2 separate regions of the Mus musculus genome follow, and region 1 is linked to region 2. A link is a loop called in an ENCODE intact Hi-C map of the cell type or tissue named here. Cell type or tissue: heart. All regions are shown on one strand. Links, peaks and the distances in the headings refer to the core of each region. The heading gives the core; the rest is flanking DNA. Region 1 overlaps 5330439K02Rik (a long non-coding RNA gene). Region 2 overlaps Slc11a2 (solute carrier family 11 (proton-coupled divalent metal ion transporters), member 2).

Region 1 (15,464 bases), core at 4,384-12,383, 49 kb after region 2:
AATCTTTATAAAAAAAAAACTCTCTTCCTCTCCCCTCACCTCCAACAGGTATAGCTGGGTGGTGGTGGCACACACCTTTAATTGGAGGCAGAGGCAGAGGCAGAGGCAGAGGCAGAGGCAGAGGCAGAGGCAGAGGCAGAGGCAGAGGCAGAGGCAGAGGCAGAGGCAGAGGCAGAGGCAGAGGCAGAGGCAGAGGCAGAGGCAGAGGCAGAGGCAGAGGCAGAGGCAGAGGCAGGTGGATCTCTGTGAGTTGGAGGCCAGCCTGATCTAGAGAGTGAGTTCCAGGCCAGCTGGGGCTATGCAGAGAGGCCCCGATTCAAAACAAACAAAAAAATAATTTATGTTTGTGCATATATCTATATAGACATAGATACACTTACCTGTGTAAGTACAAACATGTGTTATATGTATTTCTATACAATACATACATGCGCAACAGAATCTTCCCTTTAGGGTGGAAGCTCATTATATTCCTTGTTTTAAAATGTCCCATGGCAGGAAATGCCTGCTTACCACAACGCCGCTGGCTCTCTGTAACTTGGCCAAAGTATCTACCTGATTACAGTATCTCTAGATGATAACATTTTGCTACTGCATGGGGAGGCCTGACAGCGATCTCCTTATCACTGGGGGGAAAGAAAGCCAGTAAATGCCTTTGAGTCAGATCAGATCCAGAACCCAACTGCAGCTAACCTAGAGGCAGCTCAGTTTCCCTGTCCTCTGATAGCCCCTAAAGACAGTAGCCTGGACCAGCGTGGGTTCGATCCGAGAAGAAAAGCTACCAGTCATGACGCGTAAGGGTGCTTGTCACAGAGCTATGACCTTAAACAACATGAAAGCTGGTGTTGGGGGCGGGGGCGGGGGTGGGGGGGTGGGAGGGAAGGAGAGGAAGCAAGGGAGGGAGGGGGTGTTTGTGTGGCGCGCGCGCGCGCGCGCGTGTGTGTGTGTGTGTGTGTGTATGTGTGTGTGTGTGTGTGTGTGTGTATTCACCGGCAGAGAAGGTGGGTTTCCTGCTTTATAGCCCTCTCGCCTCATTTCCTTGCGACAGTCCCTCCCTCACTGACCCGGGATTGGCTGGCAAGCAGCAAGCATTCTCTTGTCTCTAAAGCCCACAGCGCTGCGTCACGGGCATGCATAGCCACGCCCATCTTTTTCCCTGGGCGCTGCAGACTTTCTGGGTTTTGCTGCCCATATTCACAGCAAGCCTTAACCTATTTTGGTCCGTCCTTGTCTAGAAACACCTCCACAGACACTGAGAAGTGCAGTTCGCTAACAGCTCCTCAGCGTTCCTGTGTCCTAGACTAAGTACTGCAGACTCTAACTAGTCTACAGTTGCTTCTCTTATCCGAAGCCTCAGTTTCCCCTGCAGTGAAATGAGGGGATTTTAAAGTCATTTTAGAACACTGGCAGTCAGGCCAGCATACATGAACCAAGGCCACTGCCTCCCAGCCGGTCTGCCTCTGCTGTGGAGGGCGGTCTTTCCATTTCATTTTCTGCTTGTTCAAATGCAAACAAACAAGGGAACAAATATGTAAATAGAGCAAGAAGCTTGCCTTCTTAAAGGGTATTCGGTTTCCATACAAACAGAGAAGCCAGGCGTTTAACAGTAAAGCCGGAAAGGAAAGTGGAAATCAAGATCGCAGGAAGGTTACGGAGTGTTCAGAGTCCCCCGGGAAACGAGACGGAAATGGGGATTGGTGGTGTTATGCCTGCCTGGTGTGTGTGGCACTGAAAACTCATCACTGAGAAACGTGATGCAGGAATACAAGCCCCTGTTGCAAACCTGCTGGCTTTTACCTAGGTAAGTACGATCAAACCTTCAGACAGAGCTGGCGATGCCAACCGGCACTGCCTGCTCCCCAGAGGACCTGGGTTTGATTCCTAGCACAACCACCTGTAACTCTGGTTTCAGGGGATCGGATGCCTTCTTCTGGCTTCCTCGGACAAAGTGTGCACATGGTATACAGACATACACCCAAGGAAAACACCCATAAAATAAAGAAAAAGAAAAACTATCAAATGTTTAATCCTGTTTTTATTTGCATATTTAGGGGACGGTGGCTGTCTGTTGAGGGGTTTTCTTTTGTCAAGCCTGGGGTTTGGTGTATGCTAGACAAGCACTCTACAGCTGAGCTATACCCTGGCTCAAAAGATTGCTTCTCCTCAAATAAAATAAAATAAAATAAAATAAAAATATAAATAAATCAATTGGTCACAATTTACTTTAAGGCCTGAAAACATTGAGTGATCAAAGTGAAACCATGGTAGCTAGGCAGAGTGGCACACACTTGGCATCCTGGCACACCAGGAGCTGAGACGAGAGCATCGTGAGTTCAAGACCACCCTGAGCTACAGTGCTTGCAGGACACTGTCAAAAAATATTAATTTTTGTTATTGCTTTTGTGGTACTGGGGTCTAAATTTGGCAGCTTGTTCTCCCTTGGCAAGCACTCTACCACCAAACTATAACTGAGCTCTTGGGATTTCTTAAAGTTGGTAAATGTGATATAAAACTTTTAAAAAATATAGTCATCAAGTTGGCTCAGTGGTAAGTGCACTTGTCACACAAGTGTCACGACCTGAGTTCTAGTCCCAGAATCCACAGTGGAGCTAGGAGAACTGACTCCCTCAAAAACTGTCTATTTGTTTATTTTTCAAGAGGGTTTCTCTGCGTAGCTCTGGAGATCCTGGAACTCATTCTGTAGACTAGGCTGGACTGGAACAGGAAGATTTGCCTGCCTCTGCCTTCCAAGTGATGGGATGAAAGGTGCATAACCCCATCCAACAAAACTGTCCTTTTTAAAAAAAAGTTTAAGGCCAATGGTGTTGGCGCATGCCTCTAATTTCAGCATTTGGGAGGCAGAGGCAGAGGCAGGTTTGGGGTGACCCTGGTCTACAGAGCGAGTTCCAAAAGTTTACAAATAAAATACAGGTGCAATCAACCTCTAAGCATATGAAATATGATTTTTTTTAGTTTTATTTATTTATTTATTATATGTAAGTACACTGTAGCTGTCCTCAGACACTCCAGAAGAGGGAGTCAGATCTCGTTATGGATGGCTGTGAGCCACCATGTGGTTGCTGGGATTTGAACTCCTGACCTTCGGAAGAGCAGTTGGGTGCTCTTACCCACTGAGCCATCTCACCAGCCCGAAATATGATTTTTAAAAGCAATTGTCTTAGTTAAGGTTTTATTGCTGTGAAGAGACACCATGACCAAGGCAACTCTTATAAAGGGCAACATTTAATTGGAGCTGGCTTACAGTTTCAGAGTTCAGTCCATTATCATCATGGTGTCTATGGGGGGCAAACCTATTTAAACCACCACACCAATGTTACTTAAAATGCAAGGTGATGATACAAAATCAAAAATCTTGCACACGGTTAATGAGAACATGATCAGCAGCAAATCACTCAAAGAAAACAGAATTGCCAGGCCCGGTGGCACTGCTGTGACACCAGCATTCAGGAGGCTGAGGCAAAAGCATTGCTTTTAGGTTGTAGCAAGCCTGGAGTTTATACTGAAGTCCTGTTTTTAAAAAACTGGGAATGGAGAGATGTCTCAGCAGTTAAGGGCACTAGCTGTTCTTGCAGAGGACAGTTCCTAGAACCTGCATGATGGCTCACAACCGCCTGTAATTCCAGTTCCAGGTGATCTAATGTTTTCTGACTACCACAGGCACCAGGCACACTGGCAGGCAAAACTCTCTTACATATAAGAGTAAAGACATCTTTTTTTTTTTTAAAGATTTATTTATTTATTATACATAAGTATGCTGTAGCTGTCTTCAGACACTCCAGAAGAGGGTGTCAGATTTCGTTACAGATGGTTGTGAGCCACCATGTGGTTGCTGGGATTTGAACTCAGGACCTTTGAAAGAGTAGTCAGTGCTCTTAATCACTGAGCCATCTCTCCAGCCCTAAACACATCTTTTAACTTGGAAGGTGGTGGTGCACACTTTCAACACCAGCACTCCAGTACTCGGGAGGCAGAGACAGGCAGATCTCAAAGACCAGCCTGGTCTACAGAGTGAATTCCAGGACAGTCAGGGCTACACAGAGAAACCCTGTTTCAAAAAAACCAAAATAGATTAGATAGATAGATAGATAGATAGATAGATAGATAGATAGATAGATAACTAGGTTAAACAAATTAAACAAATGGGGGGTTTTAAAAATATTTTCTGAGCTGGGCTGTGGTCGCGCACACCTTTAATCCCAGCACTTGGGAGGCAGAGGCAGGCGGATTTCTGAGTTCTAGGCCAGCCTGGTCCACAAAATGAGTTTCAGGACAGCCAGGGCTATACAGAGAAACCCTGTCTTGAAAATCCACAAAAAAAAAAAAAAAAAAAAAAAAAAAAGTTCTGAGTTTTCCCATTCTTTTCTTTCTTGTCAGGGTTTCATATAGTGCAGGCTAGCATTGTACTCTGAGTCTCCTACTTCCACTTTGGAGGTCAGGGGTTACAGGTTTACATCATCCCAACAGGCTTGTGGTTAGCTCTGGTTAGAAAGCCGCTGATAGTTGAGGCTTCCTGGAAAGCTGAGGTGCCCCCAGATGTTCACGGTCCTGGTAAAAGGCAGAGAGGGGTATGGTGACTAGGGCCAAAGGCTGTGGCTCCAGCTGAAAGCAGAGGGGAAGAAGAACTTAGTTACCTGGGCTCTTTTCTCTTTGACTGGGGACTCCTCACTGGCCAGGCAAGAGGCTCAGAGTTTGTTAACTCTTTGTGGGTCAGAGAGAAAAGAAAAGGATAGGAAAGAAAAGACGAGGAGAGAAAAGAAGGAAAGGAAGGAAGAAAGGAAAGAAGGAAGGAAAGAAGGAAGGAAGGAAGGAAGGAAAGAAGGAAGGCAGGGAGTCAGGCACACATAGACACACGCATCCTGGATGAAGAAGAAAAGGGCTCTACCACCAATTTATTGGTGTTCTTAGTTTTCATGCCTTCTGCAGATGATTGGTCACATGGTTTTCTAAGCATTTTTACATTCCATAAGTTCATAGTAAGTTTAAGGCAATAGCTCATGTCATAGATCAATAAGGCTTAAAGAGTTATAACAGAATTGTTTACATGTCTTTCCATTAAGACGAGTACCTGACTAAACATTTACTGTCTGGTTTCTAGCCACCAGTTAGAGGCCTCGTTCCTAGCCTAGAAGGAATGATTTCCTTGATTGTAAATGTGTTCCAAGCCTGCTTTCTTTTTCGAGTGCAATCAGCTCAGGACACATGAAGGTGTACAGAGCTCTATCTGCAGCGTATATTCTATAGAGGGCTTGACATTACTTGTACCAATTCAGGAATTATGAAATCATCAGTTTGCCTACACAGCATTACTACATGGAAGTACATCTTCCTATTGATCCTGCAGGAGATCACTCAATAGGGTGGGCTGATGCCCAGAATCATTAGGCCATGTAACAGTGACAGGAAAGGCATCTCAGCACCGAGAAGCAAACCTGGGCTGAAGTCTCTGAGGACCCTGCATCTCAGAGCTCACCCATCTCAGCCATGCAAAATGGTGGACCATCTCCAGAAAACCTGCTTGCTTGCCATATAGCCTTTCCTAGATGGCTTCTGACAGCAGAAGTATGAAATTTCTAACATTAAAACCTATCTTCTCGGACTGGAGAGAGATGGCTCAGTGGTCTTCCAGAGGTCCTGAGTTCAATTCCCAGCGACCACAAGGTGGTTCACAACCATCTGCAATGGGATTCGATGCTCTCTTCTGGTGTGTCTGAAGACAGCAGCAGTGTTACTCATATACATAAAATAAATAAATCTTATTTTTTAAAAAAGTTTAAAAAAATTCTCTTCTCAGTGTTGGGGGTGTGGCTCAGTGATAGAACACTTGCCTGGAAATCATGAAGCCCTGAGTTCCCTCATTGTCACTGTACTATAAATATGACAACGTTGTTATTTAGCAAGAAGCTGCGATGTTTGTTATACACCAAAAAGCAATCCATAATCCAGCTGAATTTATCTATTCCTCTTCTCCAATATGTTTTACATCCTTTTCTGTACATTTTATAAATGTTAGTGCTGGGCTGGAGAGATGGCTCAGAGGTTAAGAGCACCGACTGCTCTGCCAGATGTCAAATCCCAGCAACCACATGGTGGCTCACAACCATCCATAATGAGATCTGACGCCCTCTTCTGGTAGCTTCTGAAGACAGCTACAGTGTACTTATATACATATAACTTATAACAATAAATAAACCTTTTGCCCGGAGGGACAGAACCAGCAGAGGTCCTGATTTAATTCCCAGCAACCACATGATAGCTCACAACCAGCTACAGTGTACTCATATACGTAAAATAAATATATAAATATTTTAAATAAATCTTTAAAATAAATAAATATATGTTAGTGCTGTCCTGGTTTGAAGATGTCCTCACAAACCCTGGGCCTTGGTCCCCAGCTGGTGTCTGTTTGGGGAGGATTAGGAGGTGTGATCTTGCTGCAGGAAGTATGTGGTACCGGGTGGGGGCAAGGGTTTCAAAAGCTACATGTCAGCTTCCCCTCTGCTCTCTCTGCTTCCTAGTTGTGGATGAAGATGTGATCTCAGCTCCAGCCCCTGAGCCATGCCTGTCTGCCTTCTGCCGTTCCACTCCCAGTGATAGCGATGAGCTTATTTTGTTGTTGTTTGCTTCGAGACAGGGTTTCTCTGTGTGGCCCTGGCTGTCCTGGAACTCACTTTGAACTCAGAGATACACCTGCTTCTGCCTCCCAATGCTGGGATCAAAGGTGTGTGCCTCCTCCTGGCAAACCCTTCCTTCCTAAGTTGCCTTGGTCATGGTTATTATCTCAGTAACAGAGAAGGACCTAATACAATCACCATCATTATTGAAGAGATTATACATATTAGGGGAATAATTGAGTTATTTTTAAATTATCTTCTAAAAGCAGGATGTAATGGTTCTTGCCTTTAGTTCCAGCTGTCAGGAGGAAGCAAAAGTAGGTGGTTCACTGTGAGCTAAAGGCCAGCTTAAGCTACAAAGTGAGGCCCTGTTTCTAAATAAAGAAATGGAAAAAAAAAAGGAAGAAAAATATATTGTCTACAGCCTTACCACTTGACTGTGCACAATCTTGTCTGCTCTTGTAAGCTAAGCAGGACTGGGCCTGGGCAGTACTTGGATGGGAGACCGGTCTATGTGCTTAAGCCTCTATCCTTCCGATCCACCTTCCCACCAGCAGATCTGGCCTTGTGCTGAGAGGGGCAGGAAGAGGCCGCAAATCTTACTTTCCTAGGTTCCCAAGATTGCAGCCTTCTGACTCTTTGGGTCTCAAGTCCCTGCCAAGAGGGAACTAACCTCTGAGGAATAAAAACTGTGTATTCTGCAGTCTCAGGAATCTGGCCCAGCATTCTGCTCCCCTAAGCCCTCCCACAGCATCCTGTTATCTTAGTATCCAGGGGTCCCTCAGAAATTTTTCTGTTTGTGACAGTTTCTTTGCAGATTCTCCCTTCTGCTGTAATGCTCTCTTGATACCTCCCTTCTATAAAAACCCAATTCCCTTTGGCTGCTCTCCCTTCTCTTGGAGCCACCCCTGCAGTTCATACCTTCCTTCCTAGCCTCAGTGCAGCTCTAGTGGCCTTGATCTACTGTAAACCTTACATTGACAATATAAACAAAAACATCCAAGGGCCCAAGTTACAGATGAAAGAAGGAAATCTGAAAAGTATGAACGGCCAGACTCCTGCCTGTAACACCTGAGCGGCAGAGGGTCAAAGATCACTGCAAGTTCTAGGACAGCCTGGGCTATACAGTAAACTTCAGGACAGCCTGGGCTACACAGCGAGCTTCAGGAAAGCCTGGGCTACAGAGTGAAACCCTTGAAAAAGTCAAACCAGCAAACAAAATAAAAGTCCAAGTTAAAAAAAATTATTTATTTAAAAGTTTTTACACATCCCCCAAGCTACAAGTCCTTGTCAGACACCGTTAAATTATATTATTCACAGTGAAAACAGGAGCTGAGTATAATTATATACCTATATTATATAAGAAATGTCATGATGAAATCTATTATTTTACACCAACTAAAGAATTAATAAAAAATTTATACTGTGCATGCATAGCTACAATAGCTGAGATTCCCCCAGAAACATATACTTACATAACTATTTCATCGTTTAATTGGTCATTAAACATTCCTAAGGGACCAGGTGCGTGTTTCATGCCTATAATCTCAGGACTTTCACGTTGGAGGTAAGAGGACCAGAGTTCAAGGTCCTCCTGGGCTCCTTAGCATATTCAAGGCTGGCCTCAGGGCTCATGAGATCCTGCCTCAAACACACATAAAATGTCCCAAGGGGGAAAGAAACAAGCACAGGGTTCCATAAGAAAGCAGAACAGGGCCAAGCGCCTGGATGCAGCCACATACACCGTGCCTGATTTACCTGGTGCTGGGGGACAGAGCTCAGTCCCTGGAGTACTTGCCTATCAGGCACCAAGCCCTGGCTTCAGCCCCTGCACCACAGAAACCAGGGGTGCTCACGAGTGCCTGCATCCCAGCGCTGGGGAGGTGGAGGCAGGAGGATCAGAAGCTCAAAGTCAAGACAAGTTTGATTCCAGCCCTGCCCCAAGAGAAAAGACTAACAACTCGATATTTTCCTTTCTAGGGCGAGGAGCCAACTCTGGGAACGCTGGGATTTCCCATTTGCAGTTTTCTTTGAGGGATGAGGCATGACGGTTTCCATGGCTTTCTGGTGGTCTTGGACCACGGGTTCGGCTCTATTTAAAGCTCAGCATCATCTTACGGACACCTCCACATCCGACACTTGCCCAAGCATAACAAACGCCAGGAACGGCTGGACCACATTAGCTGCAGGGAAGCCAGCCCGGAACCACGGGGTTCTCGCCAGGCTGTCAGATGGGGACCTGGGCTGGAGCCAGGAACTAGCTCGAAGGCATTGCTCGCCCCTTTCTCCAACATCTGGGACATACAGGCAGAGGCTCTGGGAACCTCACAGGCCAGGGTGCAGTGTGGGCCCACCGCAGGGCTAACAAGCTGCCGGATGGTTATGTAGCTGATCTCCCCAAATCTTTTAAGTCTTAAATATGAAAAATTCAGGACAGGGGATATGACTCAAATTGGTAGAGTGCTTGCCTGGCAGGCATAAAACCCCAGGTCAGATTCCCCTGCATAAACGAGATGTGGTGCGCTATAAAGGTTAAGAAATCCAAGGTCATTCTTCACTGCCTAGGGAATTGGAAGCTAGCCTGTGCTAATAAGAGACAATGTCTAAAACACAAAACAAAACAAAAGGGTAAAAAAGAATTTTTAAAAGCTCAATTTTCTCTAGATTTTTAAAAAGAAAGATTCATTAAGAAAACTTCATTTTTTTTTTTTTTTGGAGACAGGGTTTCTCTGTGTAGCCCTGGCTGTCCTGGAACTCACTTTGTAGACCAGGCTGGCCTCGAACTCAGAAATCCGCCTGCCTCTGCCTCCCGAGGAAAACTTCAATTTTAAGAGCTATTTTTATGTATTTGAATGTTCTATTTGCATGCACGCATGTGCACCCTGTGTGCGTGAGACCGCAGAGGCCAGAGAGGATACTGGATTTCCGGGAACCGAGTGGCCGGTTGTGAGCCGCCACACAGGTTCTGGGAACCTCTGCAGGAGCTGCAAGGGTTCAATCTCAATTCAACTTGCTTCACCATCAGGAAATGTGAATTAAAACTACTTTGAGAACCCATTTTATCCCAGTCATAATAGCTATCGTTAAGAAAAAATGTCAACAAATGCTAGAAGGCGGTGGGGAAAGAGGATCCCTCTGGCGGGAGAAGTGGAAACCGGTGCAGACAACTATGGGAGTCACTATGGAGATTTCTCAACAAAACCAAACACAGGAGCAATGGCTCGGCTGATAAAAGGGCTTCATACCAAGCCTGACAACCTGAAATCACTCCCCGGGATGCACATGTGGACGTTGGCCGTTGGCGAAAGTGAGAAGATGCAGTCAACCACACACGCTAAAGGAACTGGGCAAACCTTTATACCCTCTCCCAGCATCTCATTGGCTCAAGTAGCCAGATTTGGCGCTGTCTCTTTCTCATTGGCTCACTCCATCACCTTATCCAGCAACCAGAGGTCTCTAGCCACGCCCGTGGATTCTAGGTTAGGTCAGAGAGGTAGTTTCAACTGAGCGCCAACCCAAAAGAGCCTAACTCCTACTACAACGACTTGCACATCTGTGCCTGTTACTGCATTATTCATAAGAGTCATTAGATGGAACCAGCCTAGAAATTCATCTACAGACTGGACAATGGGAATGTGGTACATAGACACAGTGGAATTCTTTTCAGAAGCAAGAAGATAAAATAATGACGCTTTCCAGAAAGTAGGTAGACATGCAGTTTTACTAAATGAAGTGGCTCAGACTCAGAGAGGGGAGTACCGTATCTTCTCTCATCTGCAGATCCTATATTTGAATTTTTATATATGTGTATACAAAGCCATGAAAAGAAGAGAGAGGTATTAAGGAAGGAAATAAGAGAGAGAAAGACGGTAACAAAATATATGTGACACAAGAGTGGAAAGGGGACACTTTGGAGGGGTTTAAGGGTCCAAGGAGGGTCAGGGAAGATGGAAGAAGGAGATGCCAGAGGAGGATCACCAGAAACACAGTATGAACTACCACAATAAAGGCCATCACTTTGTATACTAATTTAAAAACAAAGAAGGGCCTGCAAGATGGCTCAGAGGGCAAAGGTGCTTGCAACCAAATCTAAGGATCTGAGTTCATGTCTTGGAACTCCTGTTGGGGGGGAGGGGAGAATTGGTTCCCACAGGTTGTGATTTTTACGTGTGTGCCATGTCATGCATGCCCCTCCTTCCTAAAGAATGAATAAATGTAAAAAATTAATTTTTAAAAAGAAGAGGAATACCTTAGTATTATTACACACCAAGGGTGACAGCTGTAAATGACCAATTATCACGTGAAGACATTCAATTTGACTTGTTCATTGTGAGAAAGAGTCATTCCTTTCTCACGTGTCCCAGCACAGGACTTTAATCCCAGCACTCAGGAGGCAGAGGCAGGTGGATTTCTGTGAGTTTGAGGCCAACCTGGTCTACAGAGTGAGTTCCAGGACAGCCAGGGCTACACAGAGAAACCCTGTCTCAAACAAACAAACAAAAATATAAACAAAATAAATACATAAACATTTGAGTCAAGTTCTTTTTGAGATAAGGTCCCCTATATAACAAAAGCTGGCCTAGAACCTCCTATGCAGCCCAATGCTGGCTTTGAACTAGAAATTCTCCTGCTTTGGCCTCACTGTGCTGGGATGACAGGCGTGCACCGAGATCTGAATATTTCAGAGATTGGTGAGATGACTCAGGGGTAAGGGTGCTTGTCACACAAGCATGGCAACCTGGGTTTGATCCCTTGAACCCGTGCAAAGATGGAAATAGAGAATCAACCCCACAAACATACTGTGGCATGGTTAACCCCCATCATATATGCTAATAATAAATAAAATATTTTAAAAAAAAAGAAGTTTATATATTTTTTAAAGAAACTAAAAAGGAGGCAAAATATTTTGGCATATAATATAGCTGTAATCCCAGTAACTGGGAGGCAGGAGCAGGAAAACCATAAACTCCTGCCAGCCTAGGCTAGACATGAAAATCAGCATGAGAGCAGCTGGAGAGATGGCTCAGCATCTAAGAGCACTGGCTTCTCATGCAGAGGACCTGGGTTTGATTCCCAACATCCACATGGTGGCTTGCCATGGTCTGTAATTATAATTCCAGAGGATTGGATGCCCTGTTCTGACCTCTGTGGCTACACACACACACACACACACACACACACACACACACACACACACACGTGCACATACATACGTGTAGGCAAAACACCCAGGAATAAGCTAGTGGAAAGGTGATTACGCAAATGAGCACACATGTTATCACTTCTTAGCTATTCTGAGGGAAGGAACATAGAAGCCTAGCTCATTATCTAAGCCAGGAAAACAAAGCACCCAGTGTGCGTGTGTGTGTCTCTGTGTGTGAGTGTCTCTGTGTGTGTGTGTGTGTGTGTGTGTGTGTGTGTGTGTGTGTGTGTGTGCTTGAGACTGGATCTTACTAAGTAACCCTTTTTTTTTTTTTTCTTTTTCGAGACAGGGTTTCTCTGTGTAGTCCTGGCTGTCCTGGAACTCACTCTGTAGACCAGGCTGGCCTCGAACTCAGAAATTTGCCTGCCTCTGCCTCCCAAGTGCTGGGATTAAACACCCAGCCACTATGTAACTTTTGATGTCTTGGAACTTGCTATGTTGACCATGTTGACAGAGATCTGCTTGCCTGTGTATTGGGATTAAAGGCATGTGCCACCATACCTGGCCTATACAATTTTAATTGGCGGTAAATACGGAACATAAAATCTTACTTGAATGAAGAGCCAAGACTACAGATAAGCAAGCATTCTGCTTATAAAAAAAGCATAAAAGTTATTTTTCAAGTCAAAGTATGGTAATAACGTGACCTTACGAGTGTAGTTTATATATTGTTAAATGTCCACTAAAATGTGTTAAAAGCCCTTTTGAACTACTGACACCTTTATTAGGGGCTCATAGGAGCTCAGTACACTGGAGCAGGGGACCACACATCACATTAATAACAAGAGCTAATCACAAATGTACAGGTGTGTGTATACATGTATGTGAGAGCATTGGTGTGCACATGTATATGCATGTGTGTATATATATATATATATATATATATATATACGTATATATATATACACACATATGTATATGTGAGTATACATCTATGCATGTGTGTACATACAGGAATGTCTGTTGTGTGCATGTGTACATATACATATGTGTGTATGTATGTATATGCATGTCTGTATGTGCTTGTGTATGTATTTTACCTGTGTGTGTGTTTGTATGTATGTGTCTGTGTATGTGCATATGTGTATGTGCATGTGTCTATACATATGTGCACATGTGTATATACATGTGTCTGTGTGTGCTTGTGTGTATATGTGAGTTTGCTTGTGTGTGCATGTGTGTATATACATACTATGAATGTATATGTATATATATATATGCTGTCTGTGTGCTTGTATGTTGATATACATGTGTGTATGTGTGTGACTGTGTGTGCTTGTGTGTGCATGTTAATATGTGTGTATGTGTATGCATGTATATGTGCATGATATATGTGTGTAGATATATATGAGACCCAATAGGGTCTCCCTATGTAGCCCTGGCTGGGTTGAAACTTGCTCTGTAGCCCTGGCTGTCCTCACATTTACAGAAATCCTCCTGCCTCTGCCTCCCAAGTGCTGGGATTAAAGGTTTGCTGCACCACAACTGGCACTTTTTACATTTTTTTTTCTATTGTATTTTATTATTTTAGACTTTTTTCAGTTCTATGTTTTTAAACATTTCACATGAACACATCGGCACGACTGAGCTTCACCTGCTGCCACCGGAGGACTTTAGTTCATGCAAACAATGTGTTGTGCCTGGAGTTCTCTCTTAGTGAATACCAGGTGGAACATGGGGCTATTTTTGACAAAGTCAAAGTTATACCCATAGAATAATGAAATGCCATGTAGCTGGGAGGACATTTTCACCATTACAAATGCTCTAACTGTTAAAGGAATGCTAGTGCTTTCTACCTGGGTCCCCAGTGAGAGTCTGAGGGGCGTGCTGGGCCAGCCTAGGGCTGATGTGCCAGGGAAAAGTTAGTGATCCCCAAAACACACACAGGAGCTGATCTGATGCAACTCACAGCAGGGTCTCTATTCTATTCTCGAGCTAGCTCCCCCCCCCCACTGTCACGAAGAACGGTTTTGGTGGTGGGGGAGCCCGGAATATCTATCAGGGCAAGACTTTAGAGTAAGCAGCAAGCAGGGAGTGTGTGTGCAAGCATCTAATTGGCAAGCTCCTGTGACCTTTAGCATAATTGGCTGGTGCTGGGAGTGCTTCTGCTCCCTCTGCATTGGTGGTCCTTAGGCAGGGGGTGGGCTTGTAACCTGGGGTGCAGGTTTGTTGGGGGAATCACCTGGAGACACTGGTCTTGTTGGGGGTGTAACCTAGAGACTGGAGCTAGGCTCAGGTTTTGTTGGGGGGCAACTTGGAAACTCATGCTAGGTACCAGCCTGTTAGTTTACCCGAGTTCAAACTTAGGTCAGGTTCTCTGAAATGGAGTCTGAATTTAAAACCTTTGGCCTCTTGGGCAAAGGCCAGTGCCGCCACCTCAGCAGCTGTGCAAGGAGTTTCCTTTTGCTCTGTTTCTTTGGCCTTCTCAAGATGTCAGTCTCCTCCTGCATCTTCAGATCAGTTTCGGGGGGCAATGGTGGTAGAGGAGGGCAGGTGTAAGAGGGTTCCTGTAGGCAAACTGCCACCTGGTATTTTGGGCTGTGTTAACTGAGGGGCTAAAGACAAAGTGCATTAACGAGACACAGCACGTTTTCCTTGTATGTCTTATGAAGAATTTATCCAAGGCGAACATATTAATTTTTTGTTTGAACTAGTTTGTTCTTGTTTTTTCAAGACAGAGTTTCTGTGTGTCGCCCTGGCTGTCCCAAAACTCACTCTGGTGACCAGGCTGGCCTCGAACTCAGAAATCCGCCTGCCTCTGCCTCCTGCGAGTGCTGGCCTTAAAGGCATGTGCCACCTCGTCTGCCATGCCAAGCTGAGCTTTTGACTTTGAGCAAGATGCCAGAAAAAATGTCTTTAGGGTGCAGAGGAACCGAGGTCATCCTTCAGCCAGGAGAGCTGGACGATCAGTACCCCTCGGGGCTGTCCCTGCTGCTTCCTGGTAACAGCAGCAGCTCTAGAAGACTTTGACTTACTTGTCTCCACCAGACTGATGCGGTTTGATGAGAGCCAAAGCCTCAGCATCCCCCAAAATGGCTCTAAGAGCAGCCACGGACTTTACAGCAACAGCGACACCTACCGACCAGCTGGAGGAGCGGACGGAGGTCGGTTCTAGGAACCGTAGCTTCTAGACCGCTTCCAGGTCTCTTCTGATTGCCCGCCCCTCTCTCAGAGCATCCTGTGTTTTGTCACTACCCTCTTACAGGGGTCAAACGACGGTCTAACACTTTGTTCTTAAAAATAAGCATTAGGAATGCTCTGCGCGGACAGAGGCTGAATCTGAAACTATTCTCTTCTCACTTGCTGACTTCTAGCACACTGTAGCAGTCCATTGGTGCCTCGTCTTTATTTTCTTTTAACTACATTATATCTATTCATCCATCCATCCATCTGCCTGTCTGTCCATCTATATATCAGTGAGCCCTGTTCGTATGCTGTCGAGCATGGCTCTAGAATTCGGAAGCCGACTTTCCCGAGTCTCCTTCCACTGGGTATTGGGGATTGAACCCAGGTCTTTAGGCTAGGAGGTGCACGTCTTTCCCACTGAAGCATCTCCCAGGTTTTGGTGTCGAGTCTTTTAAGTATTACGCATGCTCATAACAGCCAAAGAACACTCCATGCTGGCATGG
Region 2 (15,464 bases), core at 2,884-10,883:
ACCCAATGCAATCAAACACTGCCAACCCTGGAATACAAAACACAGTCGTCACTCTCCCAACAGCAAGGCTCGTCCAGTGCTATGCAGAGGCATATCTGCTTCCTGCCTGCCCCAGACACCCAGCTGTGTCCATTTCTGTCCTCCAGGGCTGTCTGTCCTAGTCAAAACATCCTGTGGATGCAGAGAAGCAGTGGGCAGCTGCAGACTAGCAGTGGGCAGCTGCCTGGTGAGGCTCTTGGCTTTGAGCTAAGAGCAGTAACCAAGATCTAGACTCAGCTCTATCTTCAAAACTGGGGCTTAACCAATCTCACTAGTCTTAGGGTCCCCATTCAACTCAGCATCTTCGTACCCAATTTTAGTGAAGGGAAGGTTGGCCAAATTCCTAAGGGAATGTTTTTTTTAGAAGATGTATTTATTTACTATGTATATGGTGTCCTGCTTACATGTGTGCCTACACCCAGAAGAGGGCACCAGATCCCACTGCAGATGGCTGTGAGCCACCATGTGGTTGCTGGGAATTGAACTCAGGACCTCTGAAGAACAGCCAGTGATCTCAACCTCTGAGCCATCTCTCCTGCCAAGGACACATAGTTATTGGAATTCCAAGGTCTTATGGTAAGCAGTATATCCTGGCGTGCCCGACATGTAGGAAAGGAAGATACACTGATCCAGGGCACATATTAAAGTACACACTCAAGGGTCTTCTCAGTCAGATCCTCACCGCTGGGAGACACCGCACGTGTGGAGTGACGTGCTTGAGAGAAAACAGGACTCTAGCCTCCCTCTTCAACATCCTCCACAGCAGAAATGGCGGAACGTCTGCTGTTTCTCATCCCTGACCTTAGTATTTTTCAGAAACCTCTGCACCAAATAGATAACTAGATAACAGATAACTGGATAACAGATAACTAGATAACAGATAACTGGATAATAGATGATAACTGGATAACAGATAACTGGATAGCAGATGATAACTGGATAGCAGATGATAACTGGATAGCAGATGATAACTGAGACTGCTCTCACTGCTTCAGCTCCCTCACTTGTGGAGTCATGGGGAGGACTGAGAAGCGTACACATCTGTACTCGCCATCTGTATGCGCACATGTTTCTTATGCATGTTTCCGGCTGTCACAGCTGGGCTGGCAGACCTCAGCCATTTTCCCATTGCTGCCTCCCCCTCTCCAAGGCTGGGGTTACAGGCGCACACAACCACTGCAGTGTTTTTGTGTGGGTCCTGGGATCTGAACTCAAACGCTTACACTTGCTGTGCAACTTTGCGCCATGCTGTTTCTCAAACACACCCTAACATTCCCTTTAGATATTAAATACTGAACCCTTATAAAAACAACAACAGAAATAGAAAAATACTAGGTATTAAAGACTAAAAGAGGAGGCGGGTGTAGTAGTGCACACAGCTTTAACCCCAGCATTTGGGAGGCAGAAGCAGGTAGATCTCTGAGTTCAAGGCCAGCCTGTCTATAGGAGGAGTTCCAAGACACGCAGGGACACTCATAGAAGTCCTATCTCAAAAAATCAAGGGGAAAAAAAAATGAAAGAGAAGAAAAACAAAAGTAGACCAGGCGTGGTGTCTCAGGTCTTTAATCCCAGCACTCAGGGAGCAGAGGCAGGAGCAGCTCTGTGAGTCTGAGGCCAGCCTGGGCTACAGATCATCGAGTTCCAGGATAGCAAGGGCTAGAGAGTGACCCACTCCTCCCACACCCCCACCACACACACACACCAAAACACAAAAAGCAAAACCCTAAAATATACTTGATGATTCAAAATAAGAATATCTGGTTGAGAGTAGAGTGTGGTATTGGAATGGTTACCCGGTGTGATAGTTTACATCTTGGGCCAGAGAGTGGCACTATTAGGTGTGGCCTTGTTGGAGGAAGTGTGTCACTGTGGGCGTGGGCTTTAATAAACTAGTCCTAGCTGCCTGGAAGTCAGTCTTCCTCTAGCAACCTTCAGATGAAGATGTAGAACTCTCAGCCCTTCCAGCACCGTGCCTGCCTGGATGCTGCCCTGCTCCCACCTTGATGATAACGGACTGAACCTCTGAACCTGTAAGCAGCCCAATTAAATGTTGTCCTTATAAGACTTGCCTTGGTCATGGTGTCTGTTCACTGCAGTAAAACCCTAACTAAGACACCGGCATTGTATAAGCCTTATGTTTAATCTCCAGTACCAATAACAACAAAAACTAACTGAAATTTCAGAAACCATTAATTCGACAATGCCATACAAGCTGCCTCAGTAAAGCGCTGAGTGCTTTGAGGACTGTTTGTTTCTGAAGGACAGTTAGTCCCACTTGGACCATCCCAGACACCATAGGTGCCCCTGCTCCCTTCACACTGGACTTACCAAGTAGAACACAAAGGTCAAATAAGCCACGCTAACCACTGCAGCCACCACATAGAGTGCCACATGCCCTAGCTCCTGGACATAAACCACTACAAAGTACATGTTGATGGAGCAGACGATCAGGACCAGGATGCCACCGGCAATCCTCCAGCCTCTGCAAAACAAAGAGCACGGTAAGTGCCTGTTGTCCAGCTCATGTGGACAGAAAACTGCATCCCGGGGATTGAGGGAAATGTAGAGAGGCCAAGATTAGCGATGAAGCAGAGGGAAGGGATCAGAGTAAACAGAAACTTTAGTCTTTAACTACCTATCAATGTGCACCGTGTGGGCACACGTCTGCCGCAGCACACACGGGTCTTTAACTACCTATTAATATGTGCACCGTGTGGGCACACATCTGCCGCAGCGCGCACATGCAGCCAGTTCTCTCCTTCCCCACTTATGAGTTCCAGAGATGCAGCTCAGGCTGCCGGGCTTGTGCTGCAAGCATGCTTATCCTCTGAGCCTTTTCTGTGGCACAGAAACCTAGCATTTAAGACCCTAGAAATCAGCAGTCAGAAATGCACCAAGCCATTCACTGTATGCAGGAACTCGTCCAGGGATGGAGTCATGTGAGGAGAGCTCTGAGAGAAGTGACAACAGGCCAAGGACACAATATGTGGCCGGGTCTTCAAGACCCAGGACGGTTCCTGCGAACGAACACTGACCATGGTTTTGTGCTCCTCCCTGGTGTAGTGGGTGGAGTGAGTTTCCTTCAGATCGCTCACTACTGCCTGCTGTTGGTCACTCACTAAATGCTTAAATTCCCCTTTATACTGCTCTAAGGCAAAGCATGCATTTGCCACCTCTGGTGGTCCTTGACTGTGTACAGCTTGAAGCCGTGAGAACTTTGTAATTCTTAACCCTTAGAGTCTAAACTGTCTGAGGCTCTGAATAAAGCTCTGCCTTATTTTACTCTGCCTCACTTACTGGCCCCGCTCTGCAGGTCCCACCACCTCTAACATGGTGACAATTACGGACCTCTGAAACCTAGCCGGTCACATGGACATCTGTACTGATTAGTACAGACTTTAACTGCCATCTTGTCACACACAAGAACCACTTGGGAACACCAGGCCGGCTTGTGGCACATCTGTAGAGCCTGATGTTAGACTGACCAGTCCACTCTGGGAGGCACCACTGCCTAGCCAGTGCACACTTAACACAAGATAGAGCAAGCTAGCTCAGAGCAAACACACAAGTAAGGGCGCATTCATTCCCTTTGCTCTTGACAGTGGATGTCACATGACTAGCTGTCTGCATCTGCTCTGGCTCCTCCCAGAATGACAGGCAGGAGTAGTTTGGAACTGCAAACCAAATAACCCTTCCCTGTGCTGCCTGTCGGCAGAGTGTCTGTCACAGCAGCAGAAATGGAATGAGAATACAGCCTGTAGCTGCTTGTACTACAAATACTAATAACTAATTCTCCAATAGCCCACAGATCACTTCAAGGTGCACACTATTACCAGCCTGTGCCTTTCTTGGATAATTTAACACAGAATTCGAACATTAGCAGCTGAAGCTGGAGGGCTGAGGGCTGAAGGAAGTGTGTCCTCCTTTCCTGAAGCTCACACTTGCAGTTTTCTTTCTAAGCCACAGAGGAAGCAGCTAGCGATCGCTCCTGGAAGCACATAGCTCTTTAGGACATATTCCCACTGCCTCCTGGGTAAAATCCCTCCCAGGGCCTTCTGGAGACGGCAAGTGTACTCACATTCCATTGGAAAACTCACTCATCACTGGCCGCAGGCTTGTGAACGTGAGGATGGGTATGAGAGCAAAGGGGAGCTGGAAAACAGAATCACAGGGATTACACGGCGTGTCAGAGGGATTACGCAGACGTGTCGGTCTCCTCATGGAAGCTTTGTCACGTGACATCCCTGCTTCCCAGAGTACGTGAGTACCACAGACACTGCACGGTTCACAGAAAGCAATCACAAGCCCTGTCTTACCTATACCACAAGTAACAGCTATTCCGATCACCTCGCCTGGGCCAAACATTATTTTTAATCCAGCACTAATCATGATCTTAAGTGCCTTTGTTTGAACAAAAAAACAACACACTGGGGACTAGAGACGGCTCAGTGCTTAAGAACCCTTGCTGGGCTGTTCTTGCAGAGGACCCAGGTTCAGTTCCCAGCATCCACACAGCAGCGCACAGCTGTCTGTAACTCAGCAGCGCACAGCTGTCTATGTGACTCCGGTTCTAGGGGAGCTGACGCCTTCTCCTCAACAATTTTGGCTCTAGGTGCAGGCGCACGTGCGTGAACACTCACATGAACGCTCACGTGCACATGCGCACACACACACACACACACACACACACACACACAAAGGTAAAACACTGATAATCATTATGCAGGGGGGGTTCTGATACGAAGGTCCTGTTCCCTATTGGTTCTTGATCTATCGGTAAAGAAGCCCTGGGCCAATTGCTGGGCTGATGAGCAGGCAGGACTTCCTAGTCTCCAGAGGCAAGAGACATGCAGGAGAAAAGTTTGTCATGCTTTGGAGAAAAGCCAAGAAGCAGCCATATGATTCCTGGGCAGAGTAGCCACAGGCCACTTCTACAGGCAGGTGGCTGGGATGCTGAGCTGAAACTAAATGTAACTGAGCAGCTTAAGTTGAGGGCAGGTGGGCCGGGCGTGGTGGCGCACGCCTTTAATCCCAGCACTAGGGAGGCAGAGGCAGGCGGATTTCTGAGTTCAAGGCCAGCCTGGTCTACAAAGTGAGTTCCAGGACAGCTAGGGCTACACAGAGAAACCCTGTCTCGAAAAACCAAAAAAAAGTTGAGGGCAGGTGAAGCAGTGTGGAGCTAAGAGCACTGAGAAGGGCAGGTTTCTCCAGATGGGAGATAAATAACGCCAGCAACTGTGCCAAAAAGGCAAGTTGAAATTGAGCAATGTGTGTGTCTGTTTTTTATCCGTGGATCCAATATTGTCTGGGTGGGGGTTGGTAGCGAGGTCCATTCCCAGAGCTTAGGTGGGGTAGCAAGGCTACACGCAGCACACATAATGAGAAGAGATAAGTAACAGACTGGATGCGACTGCCTCGTAAGCTCCACAGGCTTTAGCAGTGTTCTTAGAACTCAATTAATGGTTTACCCTGCTGCATTAATGAGCTACAAGGCTCACTAATCAGTGGACTTTTAAGTGTCACTAATTTACTTATCTGTGTGTGTGAGGGGAGATGATAGGCAGGCAGACAGACAGACAGACAGACAGGGACGGGTGGATGGGCATGCCCATGCCACGGCTGAATGCGGAGGTCAGAGGTCAACCCTGTGAGACACTGTCTTCCCCTCTACTGCCTCTTCCTAGGCTCACATCTAGGCCTTCAAGCTTGGACAACCACACAGCTAGCACTTTACCCACTGGGCCGTCTTGGTGGCCCCACCTTGCGACGTGCATGTTGAGCATAGCTCATCATCTGCACTAATGAACCTCCACGCCCCTTTCTTCCCCTCAGCCACCCCTAGCTCCCAGGTTCCAGCGTGAGGCTTGGCACTCACCCAAGGGTAAGTCAGTGTGGCGACGTGCAGCACGGGCTTCCCCGGGTCCCTGCTCACCTGTAAGCTCTGCAGGACATTCAGGAAGTCATTCATCCCCGTTAGGTGCTCCACATCCTGGAAGACAGCGACGAGCAGGGTGGGGATGATGGCGATAGACCGGGTCAGGATCACTCGGGCAAAGCGCGACCATTTTAGGTTCAGGAATCCCTGGAAGGAAGCATGGAAGCTGGTGACTGAATGTGACAGAGAGAGAGATGCCTGGGGAAGTCAGGAACCCTCAGAAGCGTGGGGCTAGACACTCCAAGCTGTGCAAGCTCCCTCTATTTCACCCCAGCACACACCTCCATGACAAACTGGCCAGAATAGGTTCCAGTCATGGTGGAGCTCTGACCGGCAGCCAGGATCCCCACTGCCCAGATGTAGAGAGCTGCAGGCCCGAAGTAACATCCAAGCACAACACCCTGGGAGAAGGAGGGAGAGACAGGCTTGTCAGTGACCTGCTTAGGTAACACCCAGAGCAGCAGCCCTCTGCAGCACCTCCCTCTGCTTGGGAACACCCGCACACCAAGTATCATGCTGGGCACTGCACAAAGGGGCGCTGACTCTGGTCAGACCTGGGGGCTTCTGACCTCACTCTGCTGGTGCCCTGCATCCCTCAGCCCAGCCCTCCCTCCTCTCTGTGCTCACACTCAGGAGGCAGAGCTCACACTTCCCAAAACAAGCTCCTCGATGCTCCTTTCTGGGAAATGGAGGGAGGCAGGCAGACAGACAGACAGTGCACTCTGTTCCTGGGGTCACAACGGATCGCTGGGCCCAGCAGAGCTAGTGACCCAAATTCACCAAGCTCCTCCTCTGCCATTCCAATCAATACCTGCACAACTTCAGTGTCCCCACTGTGCAGCCTTTCAGCCCACTTCTACCAGCTACCACCCCCAACTCGGCCCTCACAGAACCCCAAATATGTTCCTGGCATATGGGCCCCCAAAATAAAATACTCAGGAGCTATGCTCAGATCTGAAATGAACTCCGAGGCCAGAGATTATGCTACCATCTCCCCCAAAGTAGAGAGTGCAAACAGCACGCTTACCCCTTTGTAGATGTCCACAGCCAGAGTAGAGTTGTCACTGGGAAAGAGGTCAGCATGGGGGCTGCTGTTATTTTTGCAGACTTCAACCTAAAACCCGAAGCAGTTTAAGAACAATTTATATTTCAGAAATAAGAACCAGATAAGAGGTCCCTTATCTGTCTTGTGAGACAAGCTGGAGGTCACACCCCAGGAGGGCCACGACGCAGGCACAGCCGGTGCACTGCCGGTGCACTGCCGACTGCACAGCCGCCTGCAACCCTTCCCGAGGCTTTACTATCCCAAAGCATCAAGAAGGCTTCAAACGTAAGAGATGTCAGGAGTCAGACACAAGCAGGGGTCAAAGGTCTTGTAGAATAAAGAGTGGTAGGTAAGACTAGGTAGGACTGGGCGAGGCGGAGGTGGAACGCCAGCTTTAGCACCACCGTACATGCGTGCACAGGGTCCTGGATTCAACCCCAAACAAAAAACTCAAAGAAAAACCAAACTAACAAAATACGTAGGCAGCAGGAATTAAGAGGACACAGAATTCTAAATGACCCGAGTCTTGTCCTGCATAGCCTGTGCTTCTGTTTTGAGGACTCCCTGTAACCTGGCCTCAGCTCAACCATTAGGAGGAGCAGACAGGCTGGCAGAAGTTAACAGGAAGGAACAGAAATGCCAGGATGAAAGCGGGAGGCAAGTGTGAGTCCAAGGCCAGCTCCTCCCAGCCCCCAACAGGCGTCCACAGCCCCCACCACAGACTGGCTGCACTGTAACAAATAAGTGGGTGACACCTAGGCTTCAGACAGATTCCTTTGGGTTCCAGGCCATTGCTCTTGTCTGCCCCACCCCAGCATGCAGTTCACCATGGCACTCACCTCCCACCCACGACCCTGGCACTCACCACCTGCTTGTTGGTTTTCTCAAAAAATGCTTCAGCAAAGACGGACACGACAAAGACATTGATGATGAAGGAAACAAAGAGCGCGATGCAGGACTCGATGAAGAAGTACTTATTGGCTTCCCGCACTTCCTGCTTATTGGCCCGATTCACCTGTCTAGACTAGAGAGAGAGCAGCGGTGGTCATTTCCACCAGAGGCACAAAGTCTCTAACAACTCAGAAGTCTGCAGTCAGCTGAAAGTCTGATCAGACAACCGACGAGACGAAAAAGAGGCCTTAGCTCCGAGTCACGGGGACTCCTTGACCTTTGAAAACATTGCACAACTCCCAAATGGGGGAGCCAGTGACCATGTGACTCCTGAGCGCCCAGAGACTGTGGAAGGACCACAGACTAACCTCAGCCATGGCTATTGGACTAACCTCCAAGGCTCAGCAAAGGAGCACCTGCCTGCCTTGCTGGGCAAGCCTCCTCCCCACCTCAAGACTTCCAGGCCTTCCCTGAAGAACACTAGCCCAGCCTTTTGTGGGTCACATTTCCTGGTCAATTTGGTGGTAAACACTGGCCAGCCAGCCTGAGAAGGACTGCTCCTTCAGAGCTCTAACAGTAGATGCCGAGGGGCGTGGCTCACCTTGACTAAGGCAGAATGCAGGTACATGTTGTGCGGCATGATCACAGCTCCCACGATGCCCACCGCCTGCTCCACCTGAGGGGTGCGGCACCCTGGACAGGACGGCACGAACATGCCCCTGAGTACTTGGCTCTGGCTGGGCTTCACTGTAATGTACTATACAGCAACACAACACCATTAGCCTTCACTGCAGCACGAAGTGGGAGAACAGTCCTAGGCAGACACTGGCAGCCTTTACTAGTCCCCACCTTCTGTAACAACTGCCCGGAATATGGAGAATATGGAGTCGGCAAGTACTCAACAGAATGCGCACGGCCCTGAGTTTGACCTCAGCATCATCAGTGAAATGGAATGAAGGGCTGATGTGGTCTGAGTATAAACTGCCTGCCACAGGCTCATAACCGGACTCGGGCCCTATCTGCCTTTACTATCTGGAGAGGTGGTGGAAACACTGACAGATGTAGCCTACCTAGATGTAGGTCAATGGGGGCAAGCCATGCCCTGCTTCCTGTCTGCACTGAGGTAGAGTCTCCCACACACATCTGCCCAAGGAACTACAGGCCAGACCAAGCCCTCCGAAACCCTAGCTAAACAGACCTTCCCTCCTCCTGTTATTTTCCACAGTATTTTGGTTACAATTACACAAAGATAACTAATATGGGGCTCAGAGGAAAATACAGTCCTGTATTTTCTGAATATGTTACATTACACTTTAAAAAGTACAGTGAAGATGTGCAGAGAACACAGTGTTCTGAGGTAAGGAGCTAGGGAAGGTCTGGCTGCCGTTATCTGCATCACTGTAGCTGCCGACACAGGCCCAGCAACTACAGTCCAGGTCTACCCCACGCTGCTCTTCTCTGCCCATCTGGAAGTCAGCGATGCTGCCTGCTGTGAGGATGTGGGAGTGGGTTGTCTCCGAGCACACGGGTGCCGGGAAGAGGGGGCAGGTTGTCTCTGAGCACATGGGTGTGCAGGGGTGGGGCTCAGGTTGTTCCCGAGCACTGCTCACTCCAACTTCCTCTTGGGTCAGGATTCCTCTTGAAAGACAGGCTAGAATTCTCTTGGGACAATCTGGGAAAACTAACCTCACAGACTAGATATCTGTTTAATGTCTAAGCAGGCCCATATGTAAAAACCAGTTTATAACAACTGGACATTAAAAAGGGTACAAATAATGGTATTGATCCCTAGGGATGGGTAAGGAACAAGCCAAGAAAATCATTGTCACCTATACCTCATCAATAGTTTCTTGTCTTACTCTGCGCCCTGGCTGCCCTGGATCCAACTCTCCAGGTAGATCAAGTTGGCCTCACACTCAGAGACCAGGCTGTCCCAGCTCCTGAGCAGAAAAGGTGTGCACCGCCCTGTCCAGCTCACCATCACTGCTTTAATACAGGAAAGTCAGGCTGTGATTAATTTTGGCCAAGGTAAGCACAAACAGAGTGTCTTTGAGCTGGCAGTCAGCAATGACCCCACAGCCTCCTCGTTACCCACTCTAAAGCTGTTCTATGTCAGGGTGGCTAACCTCGGACCAAAAACTGCACTCCTGAAAGGTTCTGTGGAGTCTAGTCATTTCTGATGCCCCAAAAAGTCTCCTCAGGCCTTCTTGCACATGAATCCTTGCCATAGACTATATCCCTTCCAGAGCAGCCCAGAAGTACCTGGCTTTTTGCTGATTCTGCCATTATTGCTTTTATAATAAAAGATTACAAATGAGACAAAATGAAGCTTTGTTTTAAACAGTTAACCAACAGCCTGCAGCACTTGCCTCATATCCAAACGTGAGGGCCATGATAGTGATGAGAAAGCCAAAAAACGCTTCCAGCTTCCGCAAGCCTGAGGGGGAAGTGCAGAAGTGAGCAGGGAGGCCAGTCCTCCCCACAGCCGTGTGGCCGAAGCTGCCGGCTGGGACTCACCCACCTGCCCCAGGCCTTACCATATTTGTCCAAAAAAAGAAACACAAAAGTGTCTGCGATGGTGATGAGGACTCCGCCCCACAGGGGGACCCTGGGTTAGAGACAAGAAGAGAGACTAAAAACCCAGGGACGATTTCTTCACACCCTGTCCAACACCAAACACCAGGGAAAGCTAGGTCCTGAGGAGGAGCAACAGTGGCTGAGAGGCGGCAGCTGCTGAAGCCCATCCACTGGAGCTCTCCCTGAGAGCTTGCTGTGTCAGATGTGTGGGACACAGCTGAAAAGCACACATCATATGCAGAAGGACCTCACTGTGCAGTGGAATAAGCAGCCTTGCAAATAATTAACTGTGCCACAGAACGCTGCATCCTCCATTTAAATAGAAGTGCATACAACCCAGCCAGGGAATGGAAGATGCATGCTACGTCTGCTGGGAGATAAGGCGGCTCCAGACTAGTTGAACCTTGAACACTAAAGGGTTGGCTTTTCATTTCCACTCTGGCTTTGGAACCCAGCTTAGTACTGACAATGTTCTAGAGGGAAGTCCCACCCCCACCTTCCTGCAGACAGGAGATTGATGGCGATGGCTGAGCCAATGACTTCCTGCATGTCAGAACCAATGATTGCCAACTCCACCATCAGCCACAGGATGATCCGTGGGACCTACAAAACAAAGAGTGGTTCTGATAAGAACTTTCTCCGTTCAGAATTCAGATTTTTGTCACAGACTGGAGAACTCCCAGAACTCAGCCCTACACAGCCACAGAGTAGAAAAGTACTTCCTGTGGGAGACTGTGAAGCAGGGTCAGGGAGCCAACCCAGCTCTTCAGGAGAAGAATGGGGTTTCTATTCATCATTTCCCACTTACTCTCTTGCCTAAAAACAAGCTAAAAAGCTACAGAGGAAAATAAATATACAAATATGCTCAAAATGGGAGTCAAGAGAGAAATGAGAAATTAAAGCCTCTAACTCGCCCATAACTATGACTATAAAACAAACACGGGACAGACTTTATCATCTTGAATTTAATAACAACACACAAAAAGTGAAAAAGGTATTGAAGGGGCTTGGCTTAGAAAGATGGCTCCGTGGCTAAAAGCATGTACTGCTCTTGCAGAAGATGAAAAGACTAAACACCAGCTCCCAGCACCCATGTCTGGCAGCTCACAATTCCTTCAAGGGTCCAGCCTCCACCCACCCCACCTCCAGCCTTTGAACCTCTGCAGACAGCCACACTCATATGCACATACAGAAATACATACATACATACATACAATCTTACAAAATAAAAATAAGTCTCTTTTTAAAAGTGATCAGAGTAAACGTTCAGAATAGACAGAAAACAGCAAACAAGGAAACTAGCTCTGGACCAGCAGATGAGTGGAAAGGCAAACTGAGTTAGTGTTGGTTTACTGGCGCTAGAAAGCCTGCTGATACTAAATACAAAAAGTGTCCTGTCACATTACCTAGTAAATGTGCACAAAGAAAAAGAAACTAAAGGGAATTATAAAACAGCAAAATCTTCTAAAACATTGGTAAAAATTTATCACACATGGTGGCCACGCCTACACCACCAACACTTGGGATCCAGCAGGATGACCAAGGGTTCAAGAACATCCCAAGCTACAGAGAGGGAGAGTGACAGTCAGTTAGACAGACATACACAGAGACAGACTTACTGACTGACTGATGACTGACTGACCAACCAACCAGCCTAGGAGAATCGAGAAGAAAAACCACAACACAAAACCACCATGCTCACAGTCAGAAACGACTTCAGCATTCAGGGCACACTCAAGGGAGGCCCGCTTCATATCCAAGATAAACTAACTTAAAACTGTTCTCAGCCACGGGCCTGACTTTAGTCTGCAGGACCACCTGCCCCCAGGGTCTTCCAATCGCAGTCATTCACATAGGTGGTGGTAAGGCACGCAGAAGGAAGAAACAAGGCAGAATAAGCTGATAATATTCAGCAAACCCAAAGCTCTTATAACATATACTTTATTAAAAGAAAACATATTTTTCAAAAACAAGAGTGACTGGTAAATGCTTTCTCATGCAGAATTTACTAAGGAAACTGTGCGCCTGTAACTCTAAAAAGCAGAAACAGACATTAGGTGGTCTAGGCCATCCTGGCTAAGTACAGGGTTCTACATGAATCTATCTCAAAACAACAACAAAAAATTGAGTCCCATGTTAGATTGTGAGGTAGAGACATGGGTTGACAGCGAGAGAGGTGGGAGGATTCCTTCAGTACTAGTTCCAGGGACACTGACCCCAAGTCCTCTACTGCTCAGTGCGGATTGAGACCAGCATATGATGCCAGACACACTGATTCCTCCAAGTTAGTAGACAATCAGGACAACATGCTGCTCACCTTGGGATACTGACGGTGACATACTTCAGCAAGATGCAAGCCGGTGACCACTCCAAGTCTCGCTGCAAGGCGCTGGAGCAGCAGCCCCACAATGGTGGCCAAGAGGAGCACCCAGAGCAGCTGAGGAGACATAGCCAACACTCATTAGGGAGCTGAGGAGAGACACACCCAATGCCCACTGGGCAGCTGGGAGACAGCTCAGCTAAGACAAAGCCAGGTCAGGAATATGGACCCGAGCTCTGCATCAGTTTTAAGGTGACCTATGAGGCGACTGCATCTCTGTGTCTCTTAGCTGCTGTCTCTCCTAAGGAAATTACAAAAGACCACGCAGTATTTTTCACACAGGTGTCGCTGCCAATGCAGACCTGTGTACTCAGATGGGGACAGTAGGGAGGTGTGCTGACTAGAGTGAGAATGGCCAAGGGCTCACATGTGTGAATTATTGGTGGAACGGTCTTGCAAGGAACAAAGTGTGCTCCTGTTGGGGGGGATGTGCACAGGGGAGGGTTGAGGGCCATTCCCAGTGTCCTTCCTGCTTCCTGTCTGGTGATCAAGATGAGCTCTCAGCGGTGCTGCTGCCACCAGCATGGGCTGTAACCCTCTGAAACTCTAAGCCCAATTAAGTTGTTTTGTTTTATAAGTTGTCTTGGTCACAGCATTGTTACAGGACTAGAAAAGTAACTAAGACAGGAGGTTGGAGACTGCCAGGGGCTGGAGAGATGGCTCAGCAGTTGAGAGCACTGACTGCTCTTCCAGGGTCCTGAGTTCAATTCCCAGCAACCACATGGTGGCTCACAACCATCTGTAATGGGATCCGATGCCCTCTTCTGGTGTGTCTGAAGACAGCTACAGTGTACTTACATATAATAAATAAATAAATAAATCCTTTTTTAAAAAAAGGAGAGAGAGAGAGAGCAAGAGAAGGGGGACGTGAGAGCTTAATGAATGCTCAAAAGGACAGGGAGAGCCCAGCAAGGGCCTGACAAGGAGAGCCCAGCAAGCATCCAAGATAGCCCACGAAGTCCAAGAGTCCATCCACAGCAGTAACAATAACAACAATGAAAATTTGTTTTTCAGCCAGGGTAAAACTGTAGCTCACCTTAAATCCAGCCACTGCTCCAGACTGCAAATCAGATTCGATGTTTCCTGGGTCTAGGTAGGCAATGCTCATAAGAAAGCCAGGCCCCGTGAACGCCCAGAGTTTACGAAAGCTAAAACAAGAGTACTATAAAGGAGAGAGGAGAGCGGTCTGAGTGTCACCCGTCCTAACGTCTCTATTTTATCACACATCACGGAGCGACCCCAGTGGCACAGGGCCAGGGTGGGCTCTGCGCGAGTCCCCATTTCACATCCAGTTCGTCCACTTTTTACCAATAAGATGGCCTCTTCTCTCAGTGGGAGTCCTTCCTTTATCTGCTCTCCATAAGCAACTTGGTCCAAACTGAACCCACCCACTTCCCACATAGGAGCAAAACCACACTTGAAAGAGAAGAACACAGGGGCTAGAGAGATGGCTCAGCGGCTGAGAGCGCCAACTGCTCTTCCAGAGGTCCTGAGTTCAATTCCCAGCAACCACATGGTGACTCACAACCATCTGTAATGAGATCTGACGCCCTCTTCTGAAGACAGCTACAGTGTACTTATTTATAATAATAAATCAATCTTTGGGCTGCAGCGAGTGGGGTTGACTGGAGCAAGCAGAGGTCCTAAATTCAATTCCCAACAAGCAGATGAAGACCCACAACCATCTGTACAGCTACAGTGTGTGCTCATATACACTAAATAAATAAATAAATAAATAAAACAAACCATGCTCACTAAAGCCACTCAGCACCCGTGTCTAAAGCCTTCCCATAATGCAAAAAAATGTAGCTGTCAGAGACTGGCTGCCTAAGTGAGACCTGCGGCTGATGAGTGCCGAGAGCGGAACTTGCCCTTGCTCTCCCCAGGACACAGGGTTCCCTGCATGGACCGCCACTGACCTCCTCCTCAGGAATGGGGATTTTCTCATCAAAGTAGGTGGTGAAGGGCTCCTCAGAGTCTCCAGTGGAATGTGGGAGGGATGAGTTGCTGTAGGCAGGGTTGATGGCGCCAAGGCTGGCAGAGTCTCCATGGTCCCCAGAAGCGCCATCTGAGTCAACATAACAAACCCACCAAGGAGCTTTCTCAGTGACGCTGAACTCCAGCCCTTCACCCTGATGGACACCTGACCCGCATCTGGTACTCGCTCCCTCCCCGTCACTGACAACAACCTTAGGCCCAAAGCTAAATCATCTTACAGCTCTGTGCACAAGAGACCACCGTGGTTTTAGTACAGTGTGCCCTAAACAGTTTATTCATCAACATTGTAAATAAATGTATGCATGTATACGTGTATACATTTACTTAGAGGATCTAATAAGTAAAGACCAGCCGAGGCCCAGGATGACTCTGAACGTGACCCCCTCTCTCTTACTTCCCAGCCCAAGTGCTAGGATCGCAGCCACCACACCTGGTTTCCTGTAGCACTGAGGATAAGCCCAGGGCATCATGCACGCTGGGCAAGCACTGTGTAACTATGTTACGTCCCTAGCCCAATGAATTAATTTTCCACAGGTGGTCCGTGCACATGGTCGGAAATGGACAGACAAGCAGACTGTGGTATAAGCCTGTTACCCTGT

The links. Peaks named below come from ENCODE experiments on the same cell type or tissue, not always from the same donor. Only the 100,000 strongest peaks of a DNase experiment are listed, where the experiment ranks them.
Region 1: a loop joins it to region 2, with 2.6 times the contacts of the local background. A loop is called at or near these places in 10 of 42 quality-filtered maps.

What each region holds. Positions count from the first base shown.
Region 1 is chr15:100,442,636-100,458,099 of GRCm38, forward strand. All of the region lies in intron 1 of 5330439K02Rik (a long non-coding RNA gene), which reads right to left. Among named protein-coding and RNA genes, the nearest start is that of 5330439K02Rik, 18 kb to the right of the region's middle. In heart, for the core only: no CTCF peak of the experiment used is centred there; a DNase peak (open chromatin) is centred at 8,866; H3K27ac peaks cover 272 bases.
Region 2 is chr15:100,395,297-100,410,760 of GRCm38, forward strand. Slc11a2 (solute carrier family 11 (proton-coupled divalent metal ion transporters), member 2) reads right to left here. Exons shown (of 17, transcript NM_008732.2): 3 at 14,787-14,935; 4 at 13,904-14,029; 5 at 12,805-12,924; 6 at 10,984-11,090; 7 at 10,448-10,518; 8 at 10,280-10,347; 9 at 8,512-8,667; 10 at 7,885-8,043; 11 at 7,002-7,088; 12 at 6,256-6,375; 13 at 5,972-6,121; 14 at 4,118-4,191; 15 at 2,368-2,521; 16 at 1-27. Among named protein-coding and RNA genes, the nearest start is that of Slc11a2, 20 kb to the right of the region's middle. In heart, for the core only: no CTCF peak of the experiment used is centred there; no DNase peak of the experiment used is centred there.